5 separate regions of the Homo sapiens genome follow, and regions 1, 3, 4 and 5 are each linked to region 2. The links are chromatin loops, found by intact Hi-C in ENCODE. Cell type or tissue: GM12878. All regions are shown on one strand. Each heading gives the region's core, and the rest is flanking DNA. Links, peaks and the distances in the headings are about the cores only. Region 1 overlaps LRRC9 (leucine rich repeat containing 9). Region 2 has its middle 20 kb from the start of DHRS7. Region 3 has its middle 3.9 kb from the start of LINC02322. Region 4 overlaps RTN1 (reticulon 1). Region 5 overlaps RTN1 (reticulon 1).

What was found. Peaks named below come from ENCODE experiments on the same cell type or tissue, not always from the same donor. Only the 100,000 strongest peaks of a DNase experiment are listed, where the experiment ranks them.
Region 1: a loop joins it to region 2, with 9 times the contacts of the local background. A loop is called at or near these places in 97 of 110 quality-filtered maps.
Region 3: a loop joins it to region 2, with 4 times the contacts of the local background. A loop is called at or near these places in 34 of 110 quality-filtered maps.
Region 4: a loop joins it to region 2, with 12 times the contacts of the local background. A loop is called at or near these places in 17 of 110 quality-filtered maps.
Region 5: it touches region 2 in a loop (7-fold over the local background); 4 of 110 quality-filtered maps call a loop at or near these places.

The regions. Positions count from the first base shown.
Region 1 is chr14:60,061,614-60,067,775 of GRCh38, reverse strand. LRRC9 (leucine rich repeat containing 9) reads right to left here. Exons shown (of 33, transcript NM_001395648.1): 32 at 5,597-5,765; 33 at 959-4,453. The coding sequence ends at 4,414. All of the region lies in intron 1 of PCNX4-DT (PCNX4 divergent transcript), which reads left to right. Among named protein-coding and RNA genes, the nearest start is that of PCNX4-DT, 27 kb to the left of the region's middle. In GM12878, for the core only: a CTCF peak has its summit at 3,085; a DNase peak (open chromatin) is centred at 3,069.
Region 2 is chr14:60,181,873-60,188,034 of GRCh38, reverse strand. No RefSeq gene overlaps it. Among named protein-coding and RNA genes, the nearest start is that of DHRS7, 20 kb to the right of the region's middle. In GM12878, for the core only: CTCF peaks have their summits at 3,507 (motif pointing right) and 4,177 (motif pointing right); a DNase peak (open chromatin) is centred at 3,538; H3K4me3 peaks cover 553 bases; H3K27ac peaks cover 1,186 bases.
Region 3 is chr14:60,323,973-60,330,134 of GRCh38, reverse strand. No RefSeq gene overlaps it. Among named protein-coding and RNA genes, the nearest start is that of LINC02322, 3.9 kb to the right of the region's middle. RefSeq lists a silencer at 1,907-2,216 and an enhancer at 2,327-2,386. In GM12878, for the core only: CTCF peaks have their summits at 1,306 (motif pointing right), 2,186 and 2,561; a DNase peak (open chromatin) is centred at 2,564; H3K4me3 peaks cover 1,026 bases; H3K27ac peaks cover 827 bases.
Region 4 is chr14:59,629,636-59,635,797 of GRCh38, reverse strand. All of the region lies in intron 3 of RTN1 (reticulon 1), which reads left to right. Among named protein-coding and RNA genes, the nearest start is that of MIR5586, 14 kb to the left of the region's middle. In GM12878, for the core only: CTCF peaks have their summits at 3,254 (motif pointing left) and 4,339 (motif pointing left); no DNase peak of the experiment used is centred there; H3K27me3 peaks cover 513 bases.
Region 5 is chr14:59,714,587-59,720,748 of GRCh38, reverse strand. All of the region lies in intron 3 of RTN1 (reticulon 1), which reads left to right. Among named protein-coding and RNA genes, the nearest start is that of MIR5586, 71 kb to the right of the region's middle. In GM12878, for the core only: no CTCF peak of the experiment used is centred there; no DNase peak of the experiment used is centred there.

The sequences.
Region 1 (6,162 bases), core at 647-5,646, 120 kb after region 2:
ACTTTAAAATGTTTTATATATATATATATATATATTTTACTGATTAGTCTTTTTTGGTTGTTCTTTGAGAGACACACTTGTAAAACATTCTGAGAGGGAAGGGAGAGGAAGAGCTATGCTATAATTAAAGATGGAACAAATAGTAGAGCCAAACCACTAAAATTATTGAAAACATTTTCTAGAAAAAATAATGTTCTACAATAAGCAAGAAGAAAAACGTGCAGCTCTTGATTAAAAGCTATAGCTTTTAAATCACTCCAACCCCACTGGAAACAAACAAAAATCATATCACCATATCTTTTTTCTATTTAAACTATAGTCATTGTTATTTTTGTGGTTTACAAAAATAGTAAGATTATCACTAATTCTTTTCCTATTTATAATGTTTAAAATTAACTGCTGGTATAAAATATTTTTAAACATTTAGAAGTTAATTACAATTATAAAATTAAAAACCAAATGAAAATATAGAATGCTATTTGTTAAAAATTCTTCGCATCCCTTTCTATTTTAATGTTTGATCAAAATGTAACTATTTTGAAAAAACAAACTATGTTATCTCAATGGATTTTTATTTAGAGCATATAGAAATACTGTTATTTTTAATGATATTAGAAAAAATCTGTTCTAATTTAAAATTTAGCATTTCAGAATCTTTGGAATCTTATATGGAAAATGACAATGTTGATAAACTGACTTTTTGATTTACCTAAAAGAGCATATAGTTAAGGTAGTGCTTAATAAAATATAAAAGATAAATAATTTGACTTCAGCTAACTAATACCTTCAAAGCTACTTCTAAGTTCCTTTGAATGTGCTATTCTATTTTTATATTACAACATTGTATGTCTTTGCTATTAAATCATTCATTTTAGCTTAATTTTAAGGAAAAATCATTACCAAAACAAAAATCTTAAGATAAAAATGCGTAAATTAAGTCTGAGAAATGTCTTTTGAGTAGTTTACAAAACAATTTTATTCACAATGGAAAGAAAAACAGTAACAGTAGAATGGTATAATTTACATATTTGTAAAGTAAAAACTTGCAGAAATAATATTACTAATAAAATAGCTGTGGTATTTCTTACTGACCTAGTTCTAAAAGGCAACTGAGAATTTAAATTGCAGTTCAGCGTAGGTTTTTCTTCAAAAATACTTCAATAATGGAGAAGGGAGGAAAATGTAGAAAAATGAACACATAGTTAGCACTTGCAGGTGGTCCAGAAGCTCTAAGTTTTATAGTAAGGCATCAGAAAAACCAGCCGGTTTCTAGCCCATAACCAAAATGATTTGGTTAGCTTCACTGAATAACCAAAGGAATTTGGCCGTAAGTGCTTGCTTCTACTAATAGAATATTATAATAATCTTACCTCCCTTTATGTAAGTAATATTTAATTGAAGCCAAGAGCCTAGAGCATGACTAAGAGTGAGATCTAATGTTTTAAAACATTAAACACTTTTCATAATGTAAGATAGCTTATGAAGAGTGAAATGGCATGTTACTTAAATATAAGGGTTATTTGTAAACTAGTCAGGAGTGCCTGCAAACACACATACATAGTGCACACTAGATATTCTAGGCAAAAATATATTCACAATCAGTTAATTTTGTGTCAATAGTCAGAAAAATCTAAGACTAGAAAAATTAGAAGTAAATGGCCAGGCATGGTGGCTCATGCCTATAATCCCAGCACGTTGCGGGAGCCGAGGCAGGAGGATTACATGAAGCCAGGAGTTTGAGACCAGCCTGGGCAATATAGTGAGACTCCATCTCTACAAAAATTTTTTTAAAAATGGAAGTAAATAGTAAAGTTTGTATTGGACAATTAATCGCAGTTAATTTTATATATAGAAATCAGACTAATTTCACACTGCCTGTATTCGGTTCAGCTTTGGAGGCTTCTAATCTATAAAGTGCCTTAATTTCTAGCTTACCAGGTTGTTTGTGGAATTGTCTTTAATGAAAACAAGTTATATAATCATACATTTGCTTGCAAAATAAATCAAGACATTTGCTGGGAGCAAAGACATAATAACTTTACTGGATAAATTATACATTTTATCTAAGTGAAATACCTTGATGAATAAATAGTTTACTCTCTTTTACAGTTTTTTTTTTTTTTTTTTTGAGAGGGAGTCTCACTCTGTCACCCAGGCTGGAGTGCAGTGGTGCCATCTCAGCTCACTGCAACCTCTGCCTCCCTGGTTCAAGCGATTCTCCTGCCTTAGCCTCCTGAGTAGCTGAGATTACAGGTGTACGCCACCATTCCCAGTTAATTTTTGTATTTTTAGTAGGGATGGGGCTTTGCCTTGTTGGCCAGGCTGGTCTTGAACTCCTGACCTCAGGTGATCTGCCCACCTTGGCCGCCTAAAGTTCTGGGATTACAGGCGTGAACCACTGCACCTGGCGTGGTGGTGTAATTCCAGCTACTCAGAAATTTAGATGAAAAAAAAATTTTTTTTTGAGATGGAGTCTTGCTCAATTTGTCTGCCTCAGCCTCCCTAGTAGCTGGGACTACAGGAGCACACCACCACGCCTGGCTAATTTTTGTATTTTTAGTAGAGATGGGGTTTCACCATATTGGCCAGGCTGGTCTCGAACTTCTGACCTTGTGATCTGCCTGCCTTGGCCTCCCAAAGTGCTGGGATTACAGATGTGAGCCACTGCGCCCGGCTCAGATGACATTTAATTAACAATTTTTAAGAATTATAAATAGCTCAAAATTTAACAATGTGTACATAAAAATCACATGAAGATCTCAAATGTATTAAAAGTCCATAGGAAAAATGGCTAAAAGAAAATATGCCAAAATGCTAAGTGAATACAGTGTAAGTTATGTTTTTTCTGCTTTATATATTTCTATTCTGAACATTTTTCTCCAGTGAAACCTATTACATTTATTTTCCCACTTTGTTATTTTAAGACACTTTTTATTATAAAAGTAACATATATTCAGCATTTAATTTATACATAATCATAAAAGAAAAAAAGAAGATGATGCCAATTTAGTAATAAATAGTGAAGAGTAGACTGTCACAACACTATAATGAAAGCAGTTGTCAAAACTAAAGGGCAACAAAGACATCTTCTGGACATCTTAAGAACTGCATAGTTGTTTTTAAACAAAAGATCCTATTTCCACCTAAATGTAATAGTTGTTTAAAAACCACACATTACAAAGAGCAAAATCAATCTGTAATTAGGTTTGAACTTTTAAATATTACATGATTAAAGTAAAGACATACAGCATTTAAAAAGAAAAATACAAAATTGTTGCATAGACATTGGAATTATATCATTTCCAAAGTACCTTTAAAACTATTTCCAGACAGATTATAAAGTCTACATATTTTAGTTAAAATAATTTATTTTCGTGTAAGGAAAGTATAAAATATTATGAAACTATGTGTACTGTTGAGCCAATAACTTTAAAATTTTGAATAGAATACTTCATGAATGATGGAGCTCATTTATATCAAAATATGATTGGCAATTTGGTTATCAATTTTAGTAACTGTAACAAGCAAATTCATAACCACATTTGATTAATCTGTGATACGTCCTAGTACTATGCAATGTAATAGTTTAGAAAAGTTCAGTGAAGTATAATTATTGAAGGTCATATTTTTAAATGTGTCCACTCAGTTTGAATACATGTTCTCTTCAGCCTGAAACTACTTGTAAACTTGTATCACTGTAGGTGTAATTAAATGATTTGTATTTGAAATCGGACGCTTTTTTTATTCTTAGAGCATGAAGGACTGGTTGCACCCACGGTTAGCCACATTTAGAAACTACTATTGATGCCCACAATTTGCATCTCTAAACAATTTTGAGGGCCGATCTGGTTTGAGGGTATTTTTTAAAAAAATACAGTCCTAAAAACCAATCTGTAGTTCAACTAGCAAAACTCATCTTGCTTTAGTAATAGTTGTGTTTGGTAAGAAATGTGCTGTAGTTTTGTGTAATCTCAAATGAATAGATACTCTACAAATGAAAGTATGCCTATTTCCTAAAGTTATCTTTTCTCAATATCTTCCTATGACTTTTCATAATGACATTTCATGACTAAATGTTTCTAATACTAGAACTAAGCATTCAGTTCTCTGGACTTTGTTTCATGTCACTTTTGTCTTTTCAAATTGTAGTCTGATGTAATAGTTGATGATTTTTATGATATAGAAATTCAAACAAATAACTAAAGATAACCATAAAGAAAGTTTAAGAGAGGTGATATTAAATCAAGTTCATGAAGGGTAATAGATTATCTTCATATGGAACTGAAGTGCTTCAGTAACTTAAGTAACATGATTATCTTTTTTTTTTTTTTTTAACTGACCACTGTCCGCTAGTTTTTGTACAACTACTAAACAGGTGAGTTTCTTGGTGTATGCTCATTTCTCTTTAGGCAGTTACATTCGATTTGATCTTGGAAAGTTGCTCCCAAAAATTCTGTAAGAAATAAGATTTAATTAGTCAAATAGTGGTGACTTAATTTTGTAATGGATCAGCTAACTTAAGGTAATTCTGCAATAAATAATTTCTGTATTTTAGATGTGCGCAATTTCAAAAAGACAAAATTATCCCATTGGTGGCTCACACCTGTAATCCGAGCACTTTGGGAGGCTGAGGCAGGTGGATCACCTGAGGTCAGGAGTTCAAGACCAGCCTGGCCAACATGGTGAAACCCTGCCTTTACTAAAAATAAAAAAATTGGCCGGGCATGGTGGCGCATGCCCGTAGTAATCCCAGCTACTCGAGAGGCTGAGGCAGGAGAATTGCTTGAACCCAAGAGGTGGAGGTTGCAGTGAGCCAAGATTGTGCCACTGTACTCTAACCTGGGCAACAAGAGTGAAACTCTGTCTCAAAAAAAAAAAAAATACTGTGGACTCAGTGGGACATGGCTGATTAAAGCAGGAGGAGTCAGTGCAGCAAGAGCCAAGCCTAAGCTAGATCTGCTGCTGAGGTAGGTCATTTTAACAGATGAGCAGGAGCAGGGATGCCAGGAAGATGGGGGACAGGTAATACTTGGGAATCTAAGAAGTCAAGTGTTGAGCAGAAGAGTGTATTCTTAATGAGAACTAGCAATGTTCTTAGGCTTTGAGCTAGGCTCTAGGGCTAGATTCAGACTGGAGAAGGAGGCAAGTAGGAATTTTAAAGAAAATTCGGAAGAATTTACAAAATTCTTAGCCTTCACGGTTTCAGAAAGTTGAATTTATCTGCTGTTTACAGTATAAGTGAACTGCTTTGCAAATTCAGTGAGTAGAGTGAGTTGGTAGAGGATACAATTAAAGTAGTTCCCATGTAGCTATTTCATTGTTCCCTCACTAGTGAGCACTAGTACTCTGAATTATTTGACCTTGATAGCCATTTCTCAGCCTTTTTGAATTACTATGTAAATACACTGGACTTTGGGAAAGGTTTGGTGAACGTGGGAATTAAGAAGTCTTATGCTATCTGACAGTTTTTTCTAGTTCCCAGAGTAAATATATAATAGTACATAACAATATTTCCTGTTATACATGACTAGCAAATATGGAGAGTACTTTTTTAATGATGAGAAATGATATTAAAACACAGAGAAAATAGCTTTACCTTCTCTTATCTTGGTTGCTCTGGTATATTTGTGCAGTAGGAGATGCAATATTCTGATGTGATAAAAGAGATGGAGAGATACTTATCCCTCTGAGTTGCCGAAAAGCTATTTCTGCATGGATGCTCCGAGGATTATTTGTCAGAATCCCAGCATTCTTGTTTTTTTTGTCTGAAATTAGAAATTAGAAATTTGAAAAATTAAAATTATGAAACAATGAGAAACATTAATTAACATAAGCATTAAGCAATATAGTTTGGTTGTCCTTCAGCGGAATGTATGCAATACATGTTTCATAAAGTGAATTTAAAATTTCAAATAAAAATATAGAATTATAATGTATTTTTAGCACTTGATGTGGCTTAAATTTCTGTGAGCTAGTGAATCAGTTTGATTTTTCCTAGATAATGTTTTAAACATATAAATATCCAAACCTGCATGCTGTAATAAATGTACAGATAAAGTGATTATACTTTTAAAAGGTGGGGCAGCACAGTCAAAAAATAGGAAAGAGATTGTAGGACTTTTTCAGCGCATAACAAATCTTGAAGAAACTAACAGGCATACC
Region 2 (6,162 bases), core at 487-5,486:
AATCAGGGAAGCTCTATCTCAGGGGTTAAGGGTCCAAACCACACTAAAAACAATTTTTTGAGCTAACTCAGGAAAGTAATCTTTATTTATAACTTAGAAAAAATATTTGCTAAGCATTAGTCTTGAAGTGAACTTTTGGAACACACCTGTCTAAAAACTTGATCCTGCCTGGCTTGTGTTTCTCATTGCAGATCATGGGATAACAGTTGTGTCTGTATTGTTCAGCGCCATGCTCCTCAGCTCCTGGAAATCTTAAAGAATAGTCACTGCCAGTAGGACTTTTTGTTGAAAGAGTACAAAGTACCACAGAGTGGTAGTAGATGATGGACTTTGGATTCAAGTGTCATCACTTTTGGATGTGTGGTCTTCTTTAATGTAATCTTCAAGACGCTCATCTGAAGTATCAATCTTAACACACTTGGTCAAATAATATGAAATGGCTTATCCATATCACATGCTCTCCAATGCCCGGCATACAGTATGTGTTCAATTAACGCCAATTCTCTTCTCCCTGCTTATCTGTCTTAGGTAGAACTCTTCCCTTCCTTTCCTAGCTCATAAAAATAAAACTTAGGTTCTTTTGCAAGTATTCGGAAGGGAAGTTCTGGCCTTACTTCCATCTATGATGTTCCTCTACAAGGGAGTAGAAAAGATTCATTTGATTGGTGAGATTTGGGGAAAAGAACCCCATGAGTTCACATGGAGCTTTTGTACAGATGACACAAAAGTGCTCCCTCTGGGTGGACACAGCCCTCTGTCCACAAGGCTTGATGGACGGATGGTATCTTTATGTAACATGGATTCAAACCAGTGAGTATAGCTTGGCTAGTGAAATGTGGACTGGATTTCAATCCCCACCTGCTCCTTGGCTGGCACCCTGTGCAGGGAGCAACCCGCACTGATGTAAGCATTCTCATTTTCAGAACTGCCCTGCCTGCAAAGGGCATCTTTTTTCCTCTGTTCCTGATTCTATGGGGTAATCACAGCTGGATCAAGGTCCAATGACAAGCTTCCAGAGGCAGGCTTGTTTTTCACTCCGTGCTGGTAGGTATGGGGCAGGTAGCTGTTTCCCCAGTGGGAATGCGGCTGTTGAGCAAATCTTAGCTGATTTACAGGGTCAAGAAATCTAAACCTGGGGGAAGGAATAGGAAGCCTGGTCTTGCCTGAAGGTCCGGTCCATGTAGCATTCTTTTTTTTTTTTTTTTTTTTTGAGACGGAGTCTTGCTCTATCACCCAGGCTGGAGTGCAGTGGTGTGCTCCCAGCTGACTGCAACCGCCTCCTCCTAGGTTCAAGTGATTCTTGTGCCTCAGCCTCCCGAGTAGGTGGGATTACAGGTGCCTGCCACCAAGCCCAGCTAATTTTTGTATTTTTAGTAGAGGCGGGGTTTCACCATGTTGGCCAGGCTGGTCTCGAACTCCTGACCTCAAGTGATCCTCCCACCTCAACCTCCCAAAGTGCTGGGATTACAGGTGTGAGCCATCTCACCTAGCCCATGTAGCATTCTTCACATCACTCCTGACTGTTGTTCAATTGGTTCAGAATCTATAGAGGAAAGGGATGAGATGAACATTTAAGAAACTCCAAGCCAGGCACCATGACACACGCCTGTAATGCCAGTGCTTTGAGAAGCCGAAGTAGGAGGATTGGAGGCCAGGAGTTTGAGACCAGCCTGGGCAATGTAATGAGATCCTGTTGCTACAAAAAATATAATTTACATAATTAGCAGGGGGTAGTAACATACTCCTATAGTCCCAGCTACTGGGAAGGCTGACCTGGGAGAATGGCTTGAGCCTAGGAGATCCAGGCTGCAGTGAATTATGATGAGGCCACTGCACTCCAGCCCAGCGACACAGCAAGACCCTGTCTCTAAAAAATAAATAACAAATACATACATATAGCTAAAATAAAACAAAAGAAACTCCAACACGTTTATGTGGTCATTGATTCATTTATACTACAAATGTTTTCCAGCATTTTCATGTGGCAGGTACATTGATATAACTTAGGGATAAAACTTTGAATCATATATAATTCTCTGTTCTAAAAGTACTTACAGCCCAGTGGGAAAGAGAAACAAGTCACAACAATATGGTATAACTAGCTGTCTAATAGACATATATATGGGGCGCTTGGGAACATGGGAGTAGAACAAGAACTTAGTCTGTGAGGGGCAAAGAAATCCAGATTCTTCCCAGGAGAGGTGACACCTGAACTGTCTTGAAGACAGAGTAGAAGTTTTGCAAGCATATATGGAGGTGAGCAGGAACATGGAATCTGGGGTGGTGCTCAAACTTATGGCTTGGACAACCATGTGAATAGTGGGGGTAGTAATTAGGGACGAAGAGGTAGAGAGAGAGAGAGTTTTGGATGTGTTGCTTGGAAATGATGGCCTGTGTGTGTCACCTGGAGTTGTGTAGTAGCCATATATGGCAGATACTGTATTAAGTGATTTCTATGCTTTATTTCATTTAATTTCTCCCAAACTGTATGAATTATATACAATTACCTCCACCTTACAGATAAGGAAAGCAAGGCTTTTCTCAAGGCCACACAGTGGCAGAGCTGCAATTTGAATGCAGGTGTGTCTATGCCAAAGCCCATATTCTTTCCAGGATCTGAAGCTGTTTCTGGGCTAGATGATAGAGGTCGGGGCTGAAGAGTCTGGGTTGCAGATGCTTAACCCAGAAATGATGACTCACTCATTTGCATTTGCATTTGCCTTGTTGCAACTGCGACTAGATGTTCTTGTTATAGTAATTTACATCACATGATTTAATTTATACTTGTTATTCTTCTTTTTTTGTAATGTGAGAGCTAAGTGTGCAGTGGTATCTTTTTATTACTGTTTATTTTTTCTTACCTTATATGTCGAAATTTAAGCCGCAATTCAGTCAGTTTTAATGCTATTAACAGTTTGCTGGCTGACTCCCAACCAACCACAATTTAATCTGCTTTGATAGGAGCATACCATTTTCACAGGCAGAAGAACCGATCATTGTAGTCAACCCAGCTCACAGCTTAAATGTGGTCTCAAGAAGATAAAAAGTTTATTCCATGAGCTAGAACTAGCATATGCATTATAAAAACTGCAGCTAGTGATGCCACAAAGAAAGCATTTATTTGAGTTTATTTTTGAAGCTGCCAAAGTAGAAAAACAGTCTGCTTTCACTCTGACCAGAATTGTCCCTCTCTTCTAATATCTCTCTCTCTAGCTTTTCCTCATCTCTATCTGCATCTCTTGGTTTCTCTGACTCTGTCTTTTCCTTCTTTGTTAACATGTTGGAATTCATTGTTTAAACTTATAATTCTCAAAACTAGAAAATCAAGGCCTCTTTTGGAAGAGGAAAATGTTATCCAACCAGATTAATAGGCATAGGGGAATATCCAAACAGCTGGAATGTCCTGGTTTTCATGTACCTTTCATTGAAATTAAGAAAAAATATCCAAAATTCTACATAAATCATGTTGGATGCAACGAATGAGTAACAAATACAAATCATCCAGTAGAGGGCGATGCTGACTTATTTATGGGTGCCTTCGGTAGAAAATGCAAATTAAGTAATAAAAGACTTTTCTTGACGTAAATTGTTCAACCAACATGCAGATCAGATGATTCTTAATGCAGTAAAATCATATAAATTCACATTTAATTGAATCAGATCTTGTGATAATTTGCTCAAAGACTGAATTAAATAATAGTTTTTAAATGCCCTGGGGTGAGAATTAATGAATCTGCTTTCACTTTTCCTTTAAACCTGGGGCTCTGTGGCCTTTAGAAAGCCTTTTAAGCTCTCCGAGCCTCATTTTTCTCACCTAGAAAATGACACATTTGGCCCAGATAGAGGGTAAATTCCCTTTTGCTTTAAGAAGCACTTATTCTGTGAACCAGTATGTTAAGCACATTAATTCTGTAAAAGAGATTTTCTGGGGAAGTTTAAAGTGGTAATTTCCAAGTCTTACTCCTCATCAGAATCACTGAAGTAGTCTCATTCCAAAGCCTTTGCAGGACTTTCCAGGAAATAAAGGGGACCAGATTGTGAGTGGTGTGGGAGAACACATATATCACTGGCTCTCCTGAGCCTTCAACTTTTATACACTTAAGAAGAAGTTCTGATGTCATACCAAGAAAGCAGTTTGAGTTCAAAATAGACATTTGATGTACATCAGGACATCAGAGGGCAGTAATTGTCTAGTGCTCATGTAGCTCATCTAGTTACTAGTGCTCGTGGAGCTGGTTCTTCCCTCCTTTCTGAGTCATGGAAGACTATACCTGCCAGCCTCCTTGCTTGCATTCTCACACAGAACTTTTTCTGTAAAAAGCCAGATAGTAAATATATTATTCTTTATGAATCATATGGTCCCTGTAACAATAATCAACTCTAGTGTTGTCATGCAAAAACAGCTGTATCAGTTGTCTATACCTTGTAACAATTTACCCAAAGTTTGGTGGCATAAAATAGCACACATTTATTATCTCAGTTTCTGTGGTTCAAAATCCTGGCATAAACTAGCAGGGTTCTCTGCTTCATGGTCTCTCACAAGGCTATAATCAAGGTGTAGGCCAGCCGTATGGTCTCTTAAGAAGGCTCAACTGGGAAAAGATCTGATTTGAAGCTCACTTATGTGGTTGTTGATTGGATTCATAGAGTGTTTGAGTGAGAGCCTTGATTCCTTGTTAGTAGAGGCCACTTTCAGTTCCTTGCCTGTGGGCCTTGCACACATGGCAGCTTGCTGCATCCATGCTTGCAAGCTGAGAAGGCGAGAGTGAGAGAATAATAGCAAGAGGAGGTCACAGTCTTTTCAAATTGAACCACAGAAATGACACCCCATCATTTTTTTCCCCGAGATGGGGTCTTGTTATGTTTCCCAGGCTGAAGTGTAGTGGCTATTCAGTGGTGTTATCATAGTGCACTATAGCCTTGAACTACCTGACTCAAGAAATCCTCCCACCTCAGCCTCCTCAGTAGCTGGGACTACAGATGCATGCAACCATATCCAGTTTCCCATCACTTTTGCTCTATTGTATTTGTTAGAAGCAAGTGACTAGATCCAGCCCCCATTGAAACAGGAGAATTGCATAAGGACGTGAATATTAAGGGAGAGGGATCCATGTCAGGAGATACCTAACACAGCAGCCATGGACAGTATAACAATGAGTGGGCAAAAATGTGTTCCTATAAAACTTTATTTACAGAAAAAGGCAGCTAGAGTAATGTCAGCAAAAATGGTAGAGTAGGTAGCTCCCAGAGCATGTCTCTCCACAGAAAAATCAAAAACTGAAGCAAAAACTCTCAGAATCAAGTTTGTGAGAATTCTGTAAAACAGACAAAAAAATTTACATCTCCAAAAGTGAATACTGAATGAAGAAAAAGGGAACTAAAGTGGTAAGCTATCAAACAGAGTAAAAATGTAACCAGCAAATGGAAGAAAATATTTGCAAATCATATATCTGATAATGGATTAATATTCAAAATATATAAAGAATTCTTATAACTTCACAATAGCAAAACAACAACAACAACAGCACACACATAAAACAGCTCAAATATAGGCAAAGGGCTTGATACAGCATTTCTTCAAAGCAGATGTAGAAATGGGCAATAAACACATGAAAAGATGCTCAACATCACTAATTATTAGGAAAATGCAAATCAAAACCATAATGAGATACCATCTTACATCCATTAGGATGGTTACTATCAAAAACTAGAAAATAACAAGTGTGGCTAGTAATGTAGAGAAATTGAAACCCTTATGTGTTGTTCATGGGGCTGTAAAATGATACAGCCACTGTGAAATACAACATAGCAGTTCTTTAAAAAGTTAAGCATAGAATTATAATATAATCCAGTAATTACACTTCTGGATCTATACCCAAAAGAACTGAAAGCAGGAACTTACACAAATATTTTTCCTTTTTAGCTGACATGTAGTAATTGTACATATTTATGGGATACAGAATAATATTTCAATACATGTATGCAATGTGCAATGATCAAATCAGGGTAATTAATATATCCATCACCTCAAACATTTATCATTTTTTGTGTGGGGAATATTCAAAATCCTCTCTTTTAGTTTTTTGAATAATTAATACATTATTATTAACCATATTCAGAATATAGTTCTTATAGTACTATAGAGCACGATAATTTATTCCT
Region 3 (6,162 bases), core at 349-5,348, 140 kb before region 2:
TTCATTGTGGCCTTATGTGGCATTCTTGTATGAACTTCCAAATACTCCTTAATGTAGTTGGGTGTGGTGGCTCACACCTGTAATCCCAGCACTTTGGGAGCCTGAGAGGGGGCAGATCACTTGAGGTCAGGAGTTCCAGACCAGCCTGGCCAACATGGTGAAACGCTGTCTCTACTAAAAATACAAAAATTAGCCAGGCGTGGTAGCAGAGGCCTGTAATCCCAGCTACTCAGGAGACTGAGGCAGGAGAATTGCTTGAGCCCAGGAGGTGGAGTTTGCAGTAATCACGACATTGCACTCCAGCCTTAATAAGCAATTGGTAAAATACTTACCCACTGTACCATAATAAATTACTATTGCTGTAGCCAAAAGCAAATAAATTTGAAAGGTAGGTTAGTTTCTTCTGGCTTATCTAAGGTGGATATACAATGACTTTCAGGCTTTGGAAATCATTGAAACATAGCTCTTGGATCCTGTGGCAGAGATAAGGGAATCATTCCAAAACCTGGCCACAGAATTGAAGCTGTGTAAGGAGGGAAGTGAGGACATGATGAGGGTGAGGGAGAATTTAAAAGGTGGTAGGGTTAACAGAACATGGTCCCAGGGAAGTTGAGTACCAGAGGCCCTGCATTTTCCATGTGACCTAAGGGTTCCCAGAAATGGAGACAGGAAGTCCATGTTTCTTAATGCCTCACAGTCAAACTCCTACTTTACACAAACCCACGTTACTGGGGAAAGGTTCGCATGTGGCCAAAGCACCCTCCACCAGATAAATGCATAAAAAAGGAATTAAAACTTTATTCTATTCTTTCAAACATAAGGGTTCCTCCATCAGGTATGCCTTTTTCTTGGCAATTACTGAATAATCACAATGATAGCTTCACATGTATGGAGGACCCTCAGTGTGTCAGAATTCTTGTTAAGTCAAAAGGAATAATTCTATTTACAGGAAACAAAGGCAGCCCATTGTCAGGCTGACACTGTCCACAGATTTTATCCATGTAGCTTGCTTCTTGCAAACTCCACGCAGGCAGGGATTCTTACCTGTTTTGTTCAGGTTCCAAGCACCTGGGCTTAGCACATAGAAGGCTCTTAAACATTTGTTAAATGAATGAATGAACCTCAACCTTTCTCACCTTCAGTGAAAAGCACTGCAAGGTGATTGAGGAGAAAATAAGGAAGCCTTAGTCCCTGACATTTGTTGAGAAAGGGGTCGAGGAGATGATGAGGGGTGGGGAGAGGAGGCTTTTCCCATGGAACTCTCCAACACTGCTGCAGAAAGCCAAGCACATGACATGCACCACACGACCCCTAGGTGGTGGTCCTTGCAGCCGATTTCAGAGACCATAGCCCCAAAAGTGCAGAGGGTTCCTCTGTTCCCTCTCCTTGGACAGTTCCCATTAGTCTGTCTGGCCTTACCTTTCTAAAGAAATTTGCCGCTTGAAAATCACAGTGATGTACGTTATTGAGTCCCCAGAACTCTCAATCCCCTCTGTTTTTGCCCATCCCAAGCCCAAACTGGCAAGCTCTCTTTCTGCCCGATCTTCCAGGAAGCTTCCCCAACTGCCACAGTCCTGTCCAATTTCACTGAATTTTATTATTTTCAATAGACATATTTTTTAAATGTCTCTCTAAAAGCGACTTAAGATTATTATGTAAGATTTTTATAAGATTATTAACTTTGTAAGATTTTGCCCATCTGAATCAATCTCCAAATCATAGAAAAAATGTTATTGACCTGATAATCGTGTTTCAATCCGGGGTTTGGAAAAGATGTTCACCACATGGAAATCATGGCTAAGACCCATTTCGCACAAAATGCACACTCAGGCATGGTTCAGTATCACGGTGCAGTGTGTGCGTGTCGGGTACCTCACCAGCCACACTTCGGCTTTGTAAAGGTGGGTTGGGGAGCCGAGTCCTCCCATCCTTTCACAGCCCCCGCAGGCCCTGGGTGAATGCTGGTCTAGTGAATTCACAGCTCCCGGGCAACTCCCAGCCGCGAGGCGGGGCGGCAGGGTGGAGGGAGCCACCCGCGGAGAGGCCTCGACCCCCACCCCAGCGAAGCCTAGGGCCGGGGAGCTGCACCTCGGCGCACCCCGCCTGGCGCCCTGAGCCCGCGTGGGCCCGGGCCGGGTTTGCGGGGAGGCAGCTCGGCTCCCGGAGGTCCTCCCGCAGGCGGCGCCCTCCGAGCCAGGCGCGAAGTGCACCCAGGCCCCGCAGCCCAGCGCCGCGTGGCCATCCAGAGGGATTTGTCAGCGCGCCCTATATAGCCGCAGACAGCTGCCATCTGTTATGTTTAGTAACACCACCACGCCGCTCCCCCTTCCTTGAGAATAAACCCGCCTTGGTCATTAAGCCACGAGGATATTTTTTTAACGACTCCCACTCCCTCTTGCAAGCAGTCTTAGCTCATCAGTCCGGGTCTGAGTCTTGAGCGCCCAATTCTGCTTCCTCACTGCGTCCTGGGCGCTCTCTGAGCTGGACGAGCCATCCACTGTGGGCTTGGGCCCCGGGCAGGTGCTTACAGGAAAAGGCGGAGACAGCGCCTCCCTCCATGGGTGCAGCGAGGAGAAAAATCCGTGGTGTGTGACCATTTTAATGCATCGCATTTCAGTTCTGCAAATGCAAAGTGTAAATTAGGCTAGAACATGATTGTGAATCAGACCAGACGTCATGATTAATTTATCACTGTGCTCCAGATACATCAGCTAAAATAATATGAATTTAAAGTAACGGTTCCTCCCGCCTTTGTGTTTGCTGGTGAACTCTAAAGAATAGATCACTAGAGAAATAAAGGAACTTAAGAGTCCACTCTATTCTCGTATTAGCGGAGCATGAACATAATTAAACATTCTCAATAAGGTTTCTTCCACCGTTTGAAATTAAATTTGCCCACCCACATTTTGTATCCGTCTGTGTAACACTCACTGATGCACCCTGAGCTGCTGATAAACATTGAGGCGGAGATTAGCTTTTTCATATTTCAGGTAACATTTATGATGCCTCAAGTTCTGGTTCCCAAACTGGCTGATTATCAAAATTGTCTAGGGCCTTGCCACTAAAAGTGTGGTCCATGAAGTAGCGGCACGGTATCACTTTTGAGATCGTTAGGAATGCAGAATCTCAGGCCCTACTCAGACCTGTTGATGGGAGTCTAAATTTTTTACAAGACCTGCCCTCACCACATCACCACCCCCATTAAAGTTTGAGAAGAATTGATGTAGTTTTTTAAAAACCACAAATACCTTTGCTCAGACATCTATATATGTTTAGTAAGCAGCCGAGTTGATTCTTATAAGTTGAGTTGTCAAGTTTGGAGGTCACTGGTCTTTGAGGCTCAAGGTTCAGATGACTTTTATGCTGATGACATGAACCAAATTTATTAAATCAGTGGAACTCTCTCTGAAAGTTTGGTACAGGTGAGTTTATCTGTTTAGTCATCCATGAATTACAAGAAAGCTTATTAATTATTTAGTTAAATAATGACACATTTAGTCCTCCAATTAGGAAAGCTCAACACTAGGAAGGAGGATTTTCTCCTTATGTAACTGGCTCATTCACTCCCAGACTGAGTGTAGGCATGAGGAAATCTTTTGCTTGGCCATCAAAGCCGCCCCCACCCCCTTCGAATGTTCTGACTTTCTTTATAACAGTACCTTTCATTCAGAAGAATACAAACATCCCTTGTGCTGCTGTTCAGTGATGTTGAGGGCTGTACTGGAGGACTGTGTCTAGTTCTGGACCTCACAATAAAAGAGGGATGTGGGGACCTTGGCAAAGGTTCAGAAGATATTTGTAAAGGTTATTTTTTAAATTCAGAATGAATCTTCACATTGTGTGGCATTATCTATAAAATGGACATGAAATGAACTTTGACTGTAGCTTGAGATTTTTACTTTAAGAGAAAAGCAATTGTAGAAATAAGTGGAGGAAGAAGAAAGAATGTCTCTTGAGCACAAGTTCTCACCTTGTGCATTAGTTACAATGACCTGGAGAAATTTTTTAAAACCCCAATGCCAGTTAAGTTGGGGGAGTCTTTGTGGTTGGGACCTGAGCATCAATAGTTTTTCAAGTACTCCAGGTGATTCCAATGCACAGCTCCTGAGCAGTGCTGCTGCAACTTTAATGTCATTGGCACCACCTGGGAAGTTTGTTAAAATGCAGATTGTGGCCGGTGCAGTGGCTCACACCTGTAATCCAAGCATTCTGGGAGGCCAAGATGGGCAGATCACTTGAGGCCAGGAGTCTGAGATCAGCCTGGACAACATGGCAAAAACCTGTCTCTACTAAAAATACAAAAAGTAGCTGGGTATGATGGTGCATGCCTATAATCCCAGCTACTTGGGAGGCTGAGACACCAGAATCACCTGAATTCAGGAGGTGGAAGTTGCAGTGAGCTGAGATTGTGCTACTGTACTCCAGCCTGAGAGAGCAAGACTGTGGGGCAAGAGATTCTGCAATTCTAAGAAGCATCTAAGTGAAGTCAAAGCCCTGGTTTTATGAACCAGGCTTTGAGTAGCAAAGGCTAGCGGGGTTTGAAAGTAAACTAAACTCTCTGCCAGGAAAAATCCATGATCTTATTTTCAGGCCATCTCAAAGTCTCCTATGGCTTTATGACACCTGTCAACATGCAAAAGAGATAACTCCAACCACCACATAAGCCAATGAAAAGAAAACCAAGCCAAGTGCGGGTGCAGTGGCTCATGCTTATAATCTCAGCACTTTGGGAGGCCAAAGTGGGAGGATTCTTGAGGACAGGCATTTGAGACCAGCCTGGGAATCATAGCAAGACCTCATGTCTTTAAAAAAAAAAAAAAAAAAAAGTTTAAATTAGCCAGGTGTGGTGGTGTGCACCTGTAGTCCCAGCTACTTGGGAGGCTGAGCCAGGAGGATCACTTGAGCCCAGCAGTTTGAGACTGCAGCTGCAGTGAGCTATGCACCACTGCGCTCCAGCCTGGGTAACAGAGTTAGATGCTGTCAAAAAAGAAAAGAAAAGAAGGAAAGGAAGGAAGGAAAGAAGGCAGGCAGGAAGGCAGGAAGAAAGAAAAAAGAAAGAAAGAAGGAAAGAAAGAATAAAAGAAAGAAAGAAAGGAAAAGAAAAGAAAAAAGAAAGAAAGGACAGAAAAGAAAAGAGACAGAAGAAAAGAAAAGAGAGAAAAGAAAAGAAAAAGAAAAAGCAAACCGGAAGCCAGGGTGAGGAACACTGCTTTGGATGAAAACATTTAACAATGAACAGTATCTCCTTGAATTGGAAAGTATTTATAGGAGAACTTAAAAGAGAGAACTTTTTCTGGACAACATTACCATCCCTATTCTCACAATTCCATTTCTTCAAGATAGCTTTAGTAGTAAACAGAGTTGTCATATGTGTAATGGGGCAGATGATCAAGTGCAGTGGCAGCTGGGGTGTAAGAGCTGCTATATCTATGCTAGTAACATTTGGTCCAAAGCTGAGCCAGCTCAGAACCTAGATGTTTCTCTGAATTCTGGAGATAGTGAGAACCAGCCACTTTGTCAAGAGATTCCATTCAGCTGTCAACATGATGGCACAAGTCGGTAAAGCAAAATTTAAAAATGTTTAAACTTGAAAATGTCCACAGTAATATTTATAGTTAGCCTAAATGAAAAGGCTTTACATGTACTATCTCATTTAATCCTTGCAATAATCTTATAGATAATTACTATTATTATCCCGATTTTACAAATAAGACAACAGAGCTCAGAGAAGGCAAGACACTTGCCCTACTTTGAAACTAAACTAGAAACTAGTGTTTCTAGAAACACTTTCTAGAAACTAGAAAGTGGCAGAGCCAGGATTGGAACCCATTCGTTTGATTCCAGAGTCCCCACATTAAGCTCAACAGTGTGATAACAAAGCTAGTTTGCCATTGGGGATTTTCTGTCAATATTCCTGCTGCTATAAGCAGTGTGTTCATGTTTTCCTTAGTGTTTGGTCTAAATATTTTTCAAAAGCAGTCTTTTAATTTTTTAATTAGCTTGGTTCCCCAACAATAAAGCTCTTTAAAGGTCAGATGTTAACTTAATCCTCTTTGGGTTATCGTTGAAAAAGATCAGCCGAATTGACCTTGACAAAACTGCCTCCAAGGCTTGGGGACAGACAGTCTCTTTGATATCAGTGAACATAGTTAACTGCTGTCA
Region 4 (6,162 bases), core at 667-5,666, 550 kb after region 2:
GTGAGGACTTATGACACTTCATTTTGTGCTTTCCATTTACCAGTTCTTTGTATTTTCTTATTTTCCCCTTTCCTAATTTCTATTGTTTGATTAATTCTCTAGTTTATGCAATTTATTTATTTAGAAGTTATATATTCTAATTATTTTCTTTTCCGCTGACAAATATTTAATACACAAATATGAGTTGCCAAAGTCTACAGCTGGTACTTCTATTTTCCTCCTAAACAATGAAAGGACTGTAGAATGCTTTTACTCTTCCCACTCCCTTCCACCTTATGTTCTGTTTTTGTCTCCTGTTTTAATTTTACCTTTCTTTTATAAATCCTCAAGCTGGCCTTTAATAATTTTTATGTCCAGCATTTTTTTCATGCAATTCATTTCTAAGGTTCAATTTTTTTCTTCCTAAAGTGTCACCTTTGGTAGATTTTTCTTCAGGGTCTGCAATTAGTAAATTTTCTCATTGATTACATATTTGAAAAGGTCTGTTAGTCTTGCTGGGTATAGAATTCAAGATGATGATTACATTCGTTTGCTACTTTGAAGATGTTATTTTCTCAAACTATTAGATTCTGGTTCTATTAAAGACTGCTGTTGGTCTAACAGTTTCTCTGAGGTAATCTGCCTTTGATTTATGCTTGCTTTTAAGATTTTCTCCTTGTCTGCGATGCCTTACATGTTCACTATAATGTGGGTCGGGGTATTGATTTATTACTTGTCTTGCTAAGGGCTGATTGACTGTCATAACCCTAGAATTTATCATTTCTGGAAAACTGCAAATTTGGATAAATTATTCAAGTTCCCGTGTTAGTCCACTTCTCAAAACCCTTCAGTGTCTCCCTCATTTACTGCCAGTATTACTACTCAGGACTGGCATGATCTAGCCCCTGCACATTTCTGTAATTAAGTTTCCCATTAATTCCATTTCTGTCTGCCAGGAAATCCCCATGACTCAAACTGGTGATGCTATTTCTTGTTCATAACTCAGCTCAACTTTACCTACCCTCTAAAGCCTTTCCTGAAACCTGTTCTTCTCCCTAGCCACTCTCTGTTTGTGTACCCACTCTTTCCTGCTCATAGGTCTGTTAGTTATTGCATTTATCTATTTATGTGTAAAATTTTCCCCCTCTGGACTCGAGTTCCCAGTGGGCAGCTCCCTTTGTATTTATGGAGACAGGTCCTTAGTATGGGCTCTATAAATATTTGTAGATCAAATGAATAAATGAATCAAGAAATAAGGGTAAACACTAACTCATAGGGATCTTGTAACAACTAAATGTATACCACATGAAGAAGCACCTGGCAAATAACATGTGCTAATCTATTGTTTGAAACTCCATATTCATGCATTATTCTGCTACAGTGGGTTATGTGCCAAACTGGTTGCCTTTTAAAATTTCCTTATTCCATATGGCATAGAGTTCTCAGTGTTCTTTGATCATAATGAAGTATATTTTTGGTTCTGTGCCTTTTATTCCAATTGCTATATTTCTCAGAACAAGAAAAAAATGAAGATGCTTATATAGTGTACCAATTATTACATTCTGTCATGAAAACGCAGTGCATCTGTGAATGTTCTTCTCCCATATATCTTAATGGCATTCTCCTGCTCCTTTAGGTGTCTGCTCCGGGCCTTTGCTGACCCTCCTTATAAAATAGCAAATTTTCACCTCACCTCCACTCTGTCCTCTTTTATGTGCTTTATTTTTCCCATACACTTGTCTACAAATGAATATTATATATTTACCTTTTTGGTTATTATTTGCCCACACATAAACACCAGCGTATAAAGTAGGAACTCTGCTTTATGCCTAGAACAGTGTCCAGCACACAGCAGGTACTCAATAAATATTTGTTGAATAAATGTATCAATGCAGATGCCACTGATTCCCATCAGTAAAATTCTGGTGCCAGAGGAGACAGACACAATAAAGCCACTCTGGGAATGCTAGCCTTCAATATTAATCTTGACCTGGGATGAGATTACAAAACTTGACTATTTTGCTTTTCCTGAGAACAGACTGCCTAATGCATGATTTAATCCTGAAAAGTAAAGAAATCACTTCCTCTCCTGGCAAGCACCTTAACCAAGTTCTAAGCTGGCTGCAGATAAAGCCCGTCTGTTCTCTACTGGTTTAAAGATAGTGGCAGTTCCTGCCTACTTTTAGCAAGCTTTATTTTGCTTTCTGTTTTCTTTCACCACTTAAGGAAAATTTACATATCTTCTCTACCCATTTTATCGTTTTGATCTTGGCAAGAGCTTTCAATTAATACTGTGTGAGCAGTTGTGCAAAGAAAGCACCCATTTACGATGTTTATGGGAAATAAATTCTTATTATTTCATAATGACAAACACCTAAAGCTTCCATTTATTTGTATTATAATTATGAGAGGTCCAGAGATGATAAATGACTTGCTGAAGGCCATGTAGCTAACTTTTACAATACAGGTGATTCCTAGTTTTCCGTGAATAAGTTCATTTATGTTTCTCTTACCACCTACACATTAAGCTAAAGCCCGCCAATTTTTACTTCACTAGTGTGAATCTGTCTGTGAAATAGCCATCTTACTTCCTCAACCTTCAACTATCAAACTGTTAGAGTGGATTTTTGTGTGCCATCCAACATCTCTCTCCACACTTAGTATGAATGAAAATAATGTGATCTTTCAGCCAAGCTGACATTCCAAGGTCAGCTTTTAGACGGGGTCTCACTATGTCACCCAGGCTGGAGTGCAGTGGTGCGATCACAACTCACTGCAGCCTCGATCTCCCTGGGTTCAAGTGATCTTCCCACTTCAGCCTCCCAAGTAGCTAGGAGTACAGGTGCATGCCACCATGCCCGGAAAAAATTTTTTTTTTGTATTTTTTTTAGAGATGGGGTTTCACCATGTTGCCCAGGCTGGTCTTGAGCTCCTGGCTCAAGTGATCCACTCACCTCGGCCTTCCAAAATGCTAGGATTACAGGAGTGAACCACCGCGCCTGGCCCCAAGGTCAACTTTATGGTCAATGAAAACGCCTGGCCCAGAAAGTCTGACCTAATGTATCCTCCACTTTAAAGAGAGCTTGCTTCTCCCTGTTCCTTATTGGGAACATTGTGTATTCACCATACACACTATACAGACTGTCAGATTGGCAGTACACGCTGTTTCCCGTAATGTGGTGGACACAATACTCATCAGTAAAGGTACCTGCTGGCACCTTCTGGACTTAGGGAATGATAACTGGGGCTATCATTGGACTGGCAGTGCCTCCTAGTGGCCACAGCTCTAAAGATCTCCCTCCAACTGAAAAGCAGCCAGGGCAGCAAAAGCCCACCAGGCAACCCCTGCCTTACCCTCTCCTTTCTTCTCAGTCTTGTCCTCATATCATGCAGTGAGAAGTCGGTGCTGATCAGGCTATCATCATATACCAGTCTTTTCAGTATTTAACTGACAGAATTCCCAAAAATGACGTGGCAATGAAAAAAATTGGGAGGAGGGAGGAAAGGTAGGGAATACAAATAGAAAAAATAATCAAGAATAACCTTAGAGTAGGTCATTGTGAAAAGTGCTTTGTAATAATGTGGTCATTGTTGTTCCTTCCCATCAGCCCTGTGGGAGCTCTGACACCCCATTAAGCTTTATCAAGAATAATTTCAGATATGTTACAAAGATACGCAGAGAGGCCCAGCTGGTTTCTCCACAAGCTTGTATTCTGAAAAGAATACACATGATCCCAAAGATCGTATTTTAAAGTGTATATGCTTCATTAAAATGAAAGATGATAAATCATGTCTACAAGCATAACCTTGAGATTACTGTCCTTAGGCCCATGCTGGTGTGGGGTATGCAAATGTAGATTTTGATCTGGGAAAGAACACCTCTGGCAACTGTAGAAGAATCGGGAAGGCTCCACTTCTCTATGAAAAAGACCCTGTAATGGATAAGGCCATGCCACAAGATGAAGTGGAAAGTTTGTTCCTGCTCCCTCTGAACTCTTCTGTATGCTCCCGTGGTCTCCAGGGCATTCTCTGTCCTCATGCAGTGTCTTGTCTCCTCTAGGGACCCCTTCCAACAGTACCTTCTTTTCCAGACAATGCCCACATTCCAGTCCTTTCTCTTTCCTATTTCTACCTTTTCTTCATCAAAATACATTTATCCCATCCATTCCTTCAGGGTCTTGATGTATGTTCTGATAAAGTAGTTTATGGTAAGATTTAAAAAGCAGGTCACCACCCATTGTTCTGTTCCTTCCTTAGACATTTGCATTTTAACTGTGGACTCCTGACATCCTTAACTACCTGGGCTTGGAAGCCAAAAGTCTTATCTCCCAAATACACACCACCCACCTCCATTGCCCCCCAGTGGTCAATCCCAAAGATGACACTGTTGAGACAGAATGCCCTTTGCTTCCCTGAGTTCTGTTTGAACGTCCCCACAAATGACACCCTTGGATTGTCACTGCATTGACCAATGACTCCACGTACCAGAGTCCAAGGGCTTTGGTCTGGGGTCTACAGGCACCGCATTCTGACATGGATTCCTTCAACCCACAAACAGAGAGGGGTAACCCAAGAAATACACAAGCCCTCTGGGACAGAGCAGTAGGCTTTCTCTCCAGTGATTGTTGCTTGCCAACAAAGGTTTTGGATATCTGTGGAATATTCCAAAAGGAGAGAATCTGGCAATTCTTCAGAAGATTCTGGGCAATTAAAATTCATCGAGTTCAGATTTTTAAGAGTTAGAGGGAGAAGTGAAAGGTAAACGGTGGCAACAATTAGGGAACATTATGCTGCAAGCCTGACATTTATGATGCCGTTGACTTGGTCTTGTCCAGCAGGTTTCTTGGGTTTCTCAGAAATTTCTAGAATATGCACCTCGCATATTCTGGGAGTCAAGAACTCCCAGGAACAGCCCAAGTCCTCCTCCTCTCACCCCCACCGTCAGCCCTTTTTCCCCTCCTCCCAAACCTCCCACCCACTGTCCGCGTCAGCGCCTTCGCGGCCAGAACCGCTTTACCCGTCTCCAGGGTAGCACCCTTGGGCAGCCCAGCCAACGCTGTCGCGTGGAGCGGCGCCCGCATCCCCATGCGCGCAGGCGGCTCCGGGGCCGCGCCGCGCTGATTCGCTGCCGGCCGCGCAGACTGCGGCGCCAGCGACGCTCCCGCCCCTCACCGCGCGCCGCCTGGTGCAGCCTCAGTCTCTCCGCAGCCGCGCGGCCACTGCGAGCCCAGCCGCAGCAGCCGGGCACCAACGCTTGAGTGCACGCTCGGCGCCCCCGAGGAGAGCCACGGCGAGCCCCCAAAGCCCGCACGATGCAGGCCACTGCCGATTCCACCAAGATGGACTGTGTGTGGAGCAACTGGAAAAGTCAGGGTATTCTCTTTATTTCAGTAGTGCATGCCTGAGGCGCACGGGAAACCCGGGACCTGGACTCGTCCATTGTGCATCATTTCACCTGTGGGACCTGTGCATGCTTTATACCCCAGAGCTTTGTGTTGGGGGGTAGTAAACCTCTTATTTCAAGAATCAAAATGGATGGTGCTTGGTTGTTGTTTTTTTCTTTTTTTTTTTAACCCCACCCCCACCCCTTTGTTTTCTTGTTGTAATGCTGGTATTTTAAATAATGCATCAATCGCCTCCTCCGGGAGTTCTTTTGGGATCTGTGCATCATTCAGTACTTGTTTAATGTTTTCTCATCCCCGGAGTTAAAGTGCTTTCTTATTGTTCCATGCATCCCAGTGCATTTATTTCTGCCCAAAGGTTGAAATCTCCTGGCAGAACCATTAACTGAGAGGGCTGGAGTGCATCCTTTTAAGAGGGACACACCCATTTCAGGGTTGTTATTTGTGGTCACACAAAGGAGAGTGGAGATGCAGACTAGCTCTCGAAATCCTGAAAATATGATGGCGTAGCCACATATTAGGATGGTTCACTTTGAAATATTTGGGGTTTTTTTCTGTCATTGGAGTAACCTGTGACTACTATTTATTAATAATAGGTATCTGTGAAATAAATGGAGGGAAAGAACGAAACAGTGCCCGTGGCCCTTGGTATAACAGATTTATTTTGGAATAGTCCATATTAGCACTGGGTGTGGCTACCCTCCAGCCTCGCTTGGATTGCTTTTCAGCCATTTTTATTCAGCCTCACACTTCACACATCCATCTCTCCTTTGTTACATTA
Region 5 (6,162 bases), core at 348-5,347, 470 kb after region 2:
CCTTAGAGTATTTTTTTTTTTTTTTTTGAGATAGGGTCTTACTCTGTCACTCAGGCTGGAGTGCAGTGGCGCGATCTCAGCTCACCGAAACCTCCACTCCCAGGTTCAAGCAATTCTCCTGCTTCAGCCTACTGAGTAGTTGGGACTACAGGCATGCACCACCATGCCTGGCTAATTTTTGTATTTTTTGGTAGAGACAGGGTTTTGCTGTGTTGGCCAGGCTGGTCTTGAACTCCTGGCCTCAAGTGATCTGCCTGCCTTGGCCTCTCAAAATGCTGGAATTACTAGCGTGAGCCACTGCAACCAGCCCACCTTAGACTATTGAAAGCAACTAAGCTACTTTTATGAGACTTTGCCCAGTGATAGAAGGAGCTCTTCTGGTCTAGGCAACCCTGGATGAGGCTGCCAGCAGCCAGCTGAATTCATGGCTTTTCTTTCTGAAGCTGTCACAGAGTTAGCAGTGTTCCAATTGCATATCGATCTATGTTTTTTTTTTAAAATGGTGGCTTCACTGAGTGGTGGGGTTTCCTTCTCAGCCTTGGATAGAATTGCTGCAAATCTTGGTGGCTCCAGCACTTATTATTTCTAGGGACAGTTATTCTTGCCACTTCAATTCCAAGATGTGTGTAAAGATCTAAAATGGTTATTGTACCTTGGTAATACTTTTAATACCAAATCTTTGGGACACAATAAACCCTCCTAGTAAATTTGGTTTGGGCATGCAGTAGGGCATTGATCAGCTCCTGAAATGGAATCGAGTCAACCTTAAACTTGCCTGTAGAGGGAGAGCTCCCAGGCAGCAAACATTTTTATGCCTCCAAGAAATAATGATCCTATTTATTAATAAATGGCAATCCTAATTCCCTATCCAGGCTTTTTTCTCCTCTGTTCCTCACATAGATCAACCTAACTTATAATAATGGAGTTTGGAAGACATAATTCAGATACTTCTAATTCTCAGAGGCAACATGAGGTCAAGGAGATTCTCTAGTCTCAAATACTAACCCTACTTCCCTCTGAAGTCTGGGTGGGATCCTCATAGACATAGTTTCTGCACTTCTAGATTCTATCTTTGTGACCCCACAAAACACTCCTGCAATACAAAAATACAATACATAAATTTCACTCAAGGTTATGCCAGTCCCACCTATTCATACATCCATCTTTCCTTTGATTCAACCAATATGGCATAGGATGTGCCTGACACTAGCAATGTAGTGGTTACCAAAGCAGACTTGAATCCACCCCTCATGGGGCTTACATTCTGGTGGAAGAGGGAGTAGACATTAAGAAGAAAATCAACAGAGTGATGTGTAAGAGACTACCTGGTGGTGGGTGGCACTTAGGAAGGTCAGAGAAGGCCTCTGAGAAGGAGGAAACTGAGAAGTCAACTGTGGCAAGAGCTGGTTAAAGCAAGTTCCAGACAATATAAAATGCAAAGGCCAGAGACAGGAAAGTTCTAGGGATATTCTATACATGGGAAACAAGTTGATGTTGCTAGAATGTGGTAGGCAAGGGGAAGAATGGCAAGAAATAGAGGTGGAAGATTGGCAGTGCCCTTCCATGCACACATCATGGTGCTGAGCTTGGTCTTTCCTAAGCATTCTAAGAAGCCTCAGAAAGATTTTTAAACTAGAAAGTGACATGACCTCCTTTGCATTCTTTAGAGGTCACATTGGCTGCTGTAGGGAGAAAGAGTTGAAGGAGGACAAGCAAGCATGGAAGCAGGAAGACAAATTAGGAAGCTCTTGCAGGCATGAGATGGCAATGGCTTGGAGAGGTGGTAGCATTGGAGATGAGAGGAATGGATGGATTTGAGATATGCTTTGGAGATGGACTTAATAGGACCTACCGATGCTTTGGATTTGTGGTAGGGGTGACTTTATCCCCAATACCCCTCAAATTATATTTCAGTTTTTGTCAACACAATGATTACAAAGAGATGCAAAAATATTTACAATGGGGAAAAATACCCCAAACTTTGATGCTGCTTCATTAGTCATTGAACTCGTTTTTTTGTGTGTCTGCTTTTGGAAAAACTCATCCATTTGGATTATGATAGCACTGAAATGATCTCCCTATTTGAGCACTGTATCTAGCATATTTTCCTGGCCAAGCAACGGGTTTAATATATTTAGGTGATGGTGATGTTTGGGTGGCTGACACTGGAGCTGGAATGGTCCAATATGGCACTTGTGGAGGTTAAATAAGACCCTTAGTGAGATAGGTAGGGATTATGGTCAAGCAAGTTGGTTATTTAGAGTTAGATACATGCTTGCCTAGGGCCAAGAAATCACAAAAGCTTCAGAAAGTCTAAAGAACATCCCAAATGTGAATCAAAATTTTACTAACAGGCAAGGAAAAGTCAGAGGCTAAAGTTAGAGCGAAGGCAGCTTTAAAGTAGATACTCAAACTGGGGCTTCAAGTTGAGGCAAGCACATCACTCAGTCTGGTTACTTCAGCTCAAGACTGCAGTCGGCCATGGTCTCTATTGGTGATTTACTCAGAGATTCCTGAGTCCGCCCCGTCTCTGTAATGGCACTCCTGGATTTTAAGTGACCTAGGTTGAAATGGTGGTCCTCTTGGCCAGGCAAAGCATTGATCCAGGACTTTTCTCTTTCCTTGTGGAAGTGGGTGTGAATGGCAGGAAGAGCAGATTAGGGGCTCAGTGGAACTGATCAGTTTTTCTAGATAGTGTTTCTCAAAGGGTAGTTGGTAGACCATTTATATCGGAAGCAGTTTGTTGAAATACAGAATTCCCGGGCTCACCCCAGGATTTCCTAGGAAGGGGCTAATGCATCTGCTTCATTAAGTAGCTCCGCAGTTAATTGTAGGCAGAGAACTTGAGAATCATTACTCTAGGGACTATGTCGGGGCTGATCTCTCAACGTCCTCAGAGTAATCTTTGGCAGGTTTTTCCTCCAGTAACCCAACTTTTTCCAAGGCCAGTTGGATTTTCTGTTTGGGCTTAGATGTTAGTTTAAATGGTTCTTGTGGGTAAGTAGAATTTAAAGTGAAATGTATACTGTTTACTTCGAGACTTCCACCTCCGTATGGGAGAGTGAAGGGGAGATCATGTAAACACAGCCTGGTCTTGCCAGCTCATCCAGGGGATGCTACCTAACATCTCTCCACCCCACAATGCCACTAGAACAAAGGCCCCAACAGTATATGGTGGCGACACAGAGGAGCTAACCATTCATTGTTTCAGTAGTTTGGGGCCTCCTGGGTGAGAGGAGTCCTCTGGGTGATCTCTGTTCATAGCCTGGAAAATTTGTAGCAGGAGAGGGAGAGGAGTGGGGTTGAGTTGTAGTCTTCCACTCACAATCAAGAGTAACCGGCATGACTTTATTACACAAGATCAAACATTTCACTACCACTAATAGTAATCCAGTTCAAAGTTGCATATTCTGGTAAATATAACATTCTGGCTTAACTCTTCCCTTCTGGCAGGCACTTCATTTTCTTACAACTCTTGGCTGAGCACTGAAATCTTGGGAGATTTATCTGCCTACAAAGCACTTGCAAAAGCAGAGTATGTGCCCCAAAACCTAATTCTTTCACTTCCAAATTCACTCTTGTTTACCTCTCCCTAACATCTCTAGGAGCTCAGTTTGATTCTACTTCTGAAAACGCAAAGAAAATCAAGTAAAGCAGAAAGATGCTTTTGTATTGATTATCCCCACTCACTGTTAATGTCTATTGCCATCCAGTGGTTGCCATGAAAATATTCAACCTCTACTTCTTTTTTTTTTTTTTTTTGTTTGTTTGTTTGTTTGTTGAGATGGAGTCTCGCTCTGTTGCCCAGGCTGGAGTGTAGTGGCATGATCTCAGCTCACTTCAAGCTCCGCCTCCTGGGTTCACGCCATTCTCCTGCCTCAGCCTCCCGAGTAGCTGGGACTACAGGCGTCCACCACCACGCCTGGCTAATTTTTTTTTTTTTTTGTATTTTTTTAGTAGGGATGGGATTTCACCGTGTTAGCCAGGATAGTCTTGATCTCCTGACCTCGTGATCCACCCGCTTTGGCCTCCCAAAGTGCTGGGATTACAGGTCAACCTCTACTTCTTCTCACTCACACCACCACAATTTGAACTTTACAATAAGATTTCTTGGATTATGATATAAGAAGATATGTCTTTAAATGAATTTACAATGTTCACATCGCTGTACTGTTTCTGTGGTGATTGATTATTTAAATTACCCTCCGAATTTTCCTTGAAACAAGCACAAAGACAGAGTTCCAAAAAATATTTCCAAATGGGTAACTTAGTTTTCAGCAGAATTAGTTGTAAGGCTAGACCATTTGGCCTCTACCAAAACATAAAATATAATACCATGTAGAATTTATGAACTGTGCTTTCCTACTAATTGGAGTTTTGGGTCAACATCTTCATTTCAAATTGAAGTCAAGGGTTGAGGTACAGTTTGTTGTTCTAGATTATTTCTCATGGGTAGAAGAACCAGGATTTAAAATAAGATCTACTCATTTTCAGCCAGTGTCTTTTTCCAACTAAATTGATTTCCAGGTAATTGGCCTGCTTACAAGCAAAGCTAAATGTTCTCTATGGCAAGTTGCTTTAGAATTTGGAGATTTAAGATTTAATATCAAAAATGTATATAGATGTAAATAGTTTTATAATGCTATATAATATAGGCAGCTAGTTCAAGTGTTAGCATGGTCTGTAAGCCGGAAATTCAGTCCAATCACTTGGAAAGCATGTAATTATTTTCTTTAGCTTAGCCAATTTATACTTGAATCTTTTTTACATAGAATCATGGTTTTCTTAAATGTTGAAAATAAAGAAAATCATAAATAAATGATTCTAGAAAGTTTGGATATAAGTAAAATAGTCTAATTGTCAATTTGTTCCTTTTATTTTCTTCCTTCTCTCTTTGTTAGGTCCACATTTTTTTTTTTTTTTGAGATGGAGTCTCACTCTGTTGCCCAGGCTGGAGTGCAGTGGTGCGATGTCGGCTCACTGCAACCTCCACCACCCAGGTTCAAGCAATTCTCTTGCCTCAGCCTCCCAAGTAGCTAGGATTACAGGTGCCCACCACCATGCCTGGCTAATTTTTGTATTATTAGTAGAGATGGGGTTTCACCATTTTGGCCAGGCTGGTCTCGAACTCCTGACCTCAAGTGATCCACCTGCCTCTGCCTCCCAAAGTGCTGGGATTACAGGCGTGAGCCACAGCACCCAGCCTAAGGTCCAGATTTGTAATGCCCTTTCTTAGTCCTCTGAAAACAGAATCCTGAAATTTGGAGAAGTTTTTATATATTTCACCAAGACATGCTATAGTTCTAAAGCCAAAAATCTTGGCTTTGAATGATTTATAAGTCCTGTTATGATTTACATTTTAGTTCTTATGGAGACATCTTTTCCTCAGGGCCCACTACTCTGGCTAAAAACATAAAGGGACTTGTTGATGAGGAAAGTCTCAGAGCCAAACCTAGAGCCTGAGGGCAAAGTTCTCTGAGAAAGAGACACTTTTGAGGTTCCAGCCTTACTGTTCCTCTGTCAAATTGGAACTGATTTGCCTCTGGGATGAGACATAAGGTCATTCACCTGAACTATTAAGTTTTGTCTCTCCCACTGTATATATTTGCCCCTGTAGTTTATATCAGTAGTCCCCAACCCTTTTGGTACCAGGGACAAGTTTCATGGAAGACAGTTTTTCCATGGGAAGGTGGGAGGGTGGGATGGTTTCAGGATGAAACTGTTCCACCTCAAAGCATCAGGCATTAGAGTCTCATAAGGAGCATACAGCCTAGATCCCTTGCTTGTGCAGTTTACAATAAGGTTCACGCTCCTATGAGAATCTAATCTCCTAGTGTCACTGCTGATTGGACAGGAGGTAGAGCTCAGGAAGAAATGCTCACTCACCTGCCGCTCCCCTCCTGCTGTGTGGCCCAGTTCCTAACAGACCACGGACCAGTACCAGTCTGCGGCCAGGGGTTTGGGGACCTGCTAGTTTATATGATGCCCATGTTGTAATGGGTAGAGGTGGGTAACTTTCCATCAAATTGATACTTGCTCTTCTGTAGCGTAGTCCTTCTTGGGAAGTGGCTCTCAGTCACGGACTGTATTTCCCAACCTCCTTGCAGCCAGGTGAAGCTCTGAGTCTAATTCTTACCAATAGAATGTGAGTGGAGATGATAT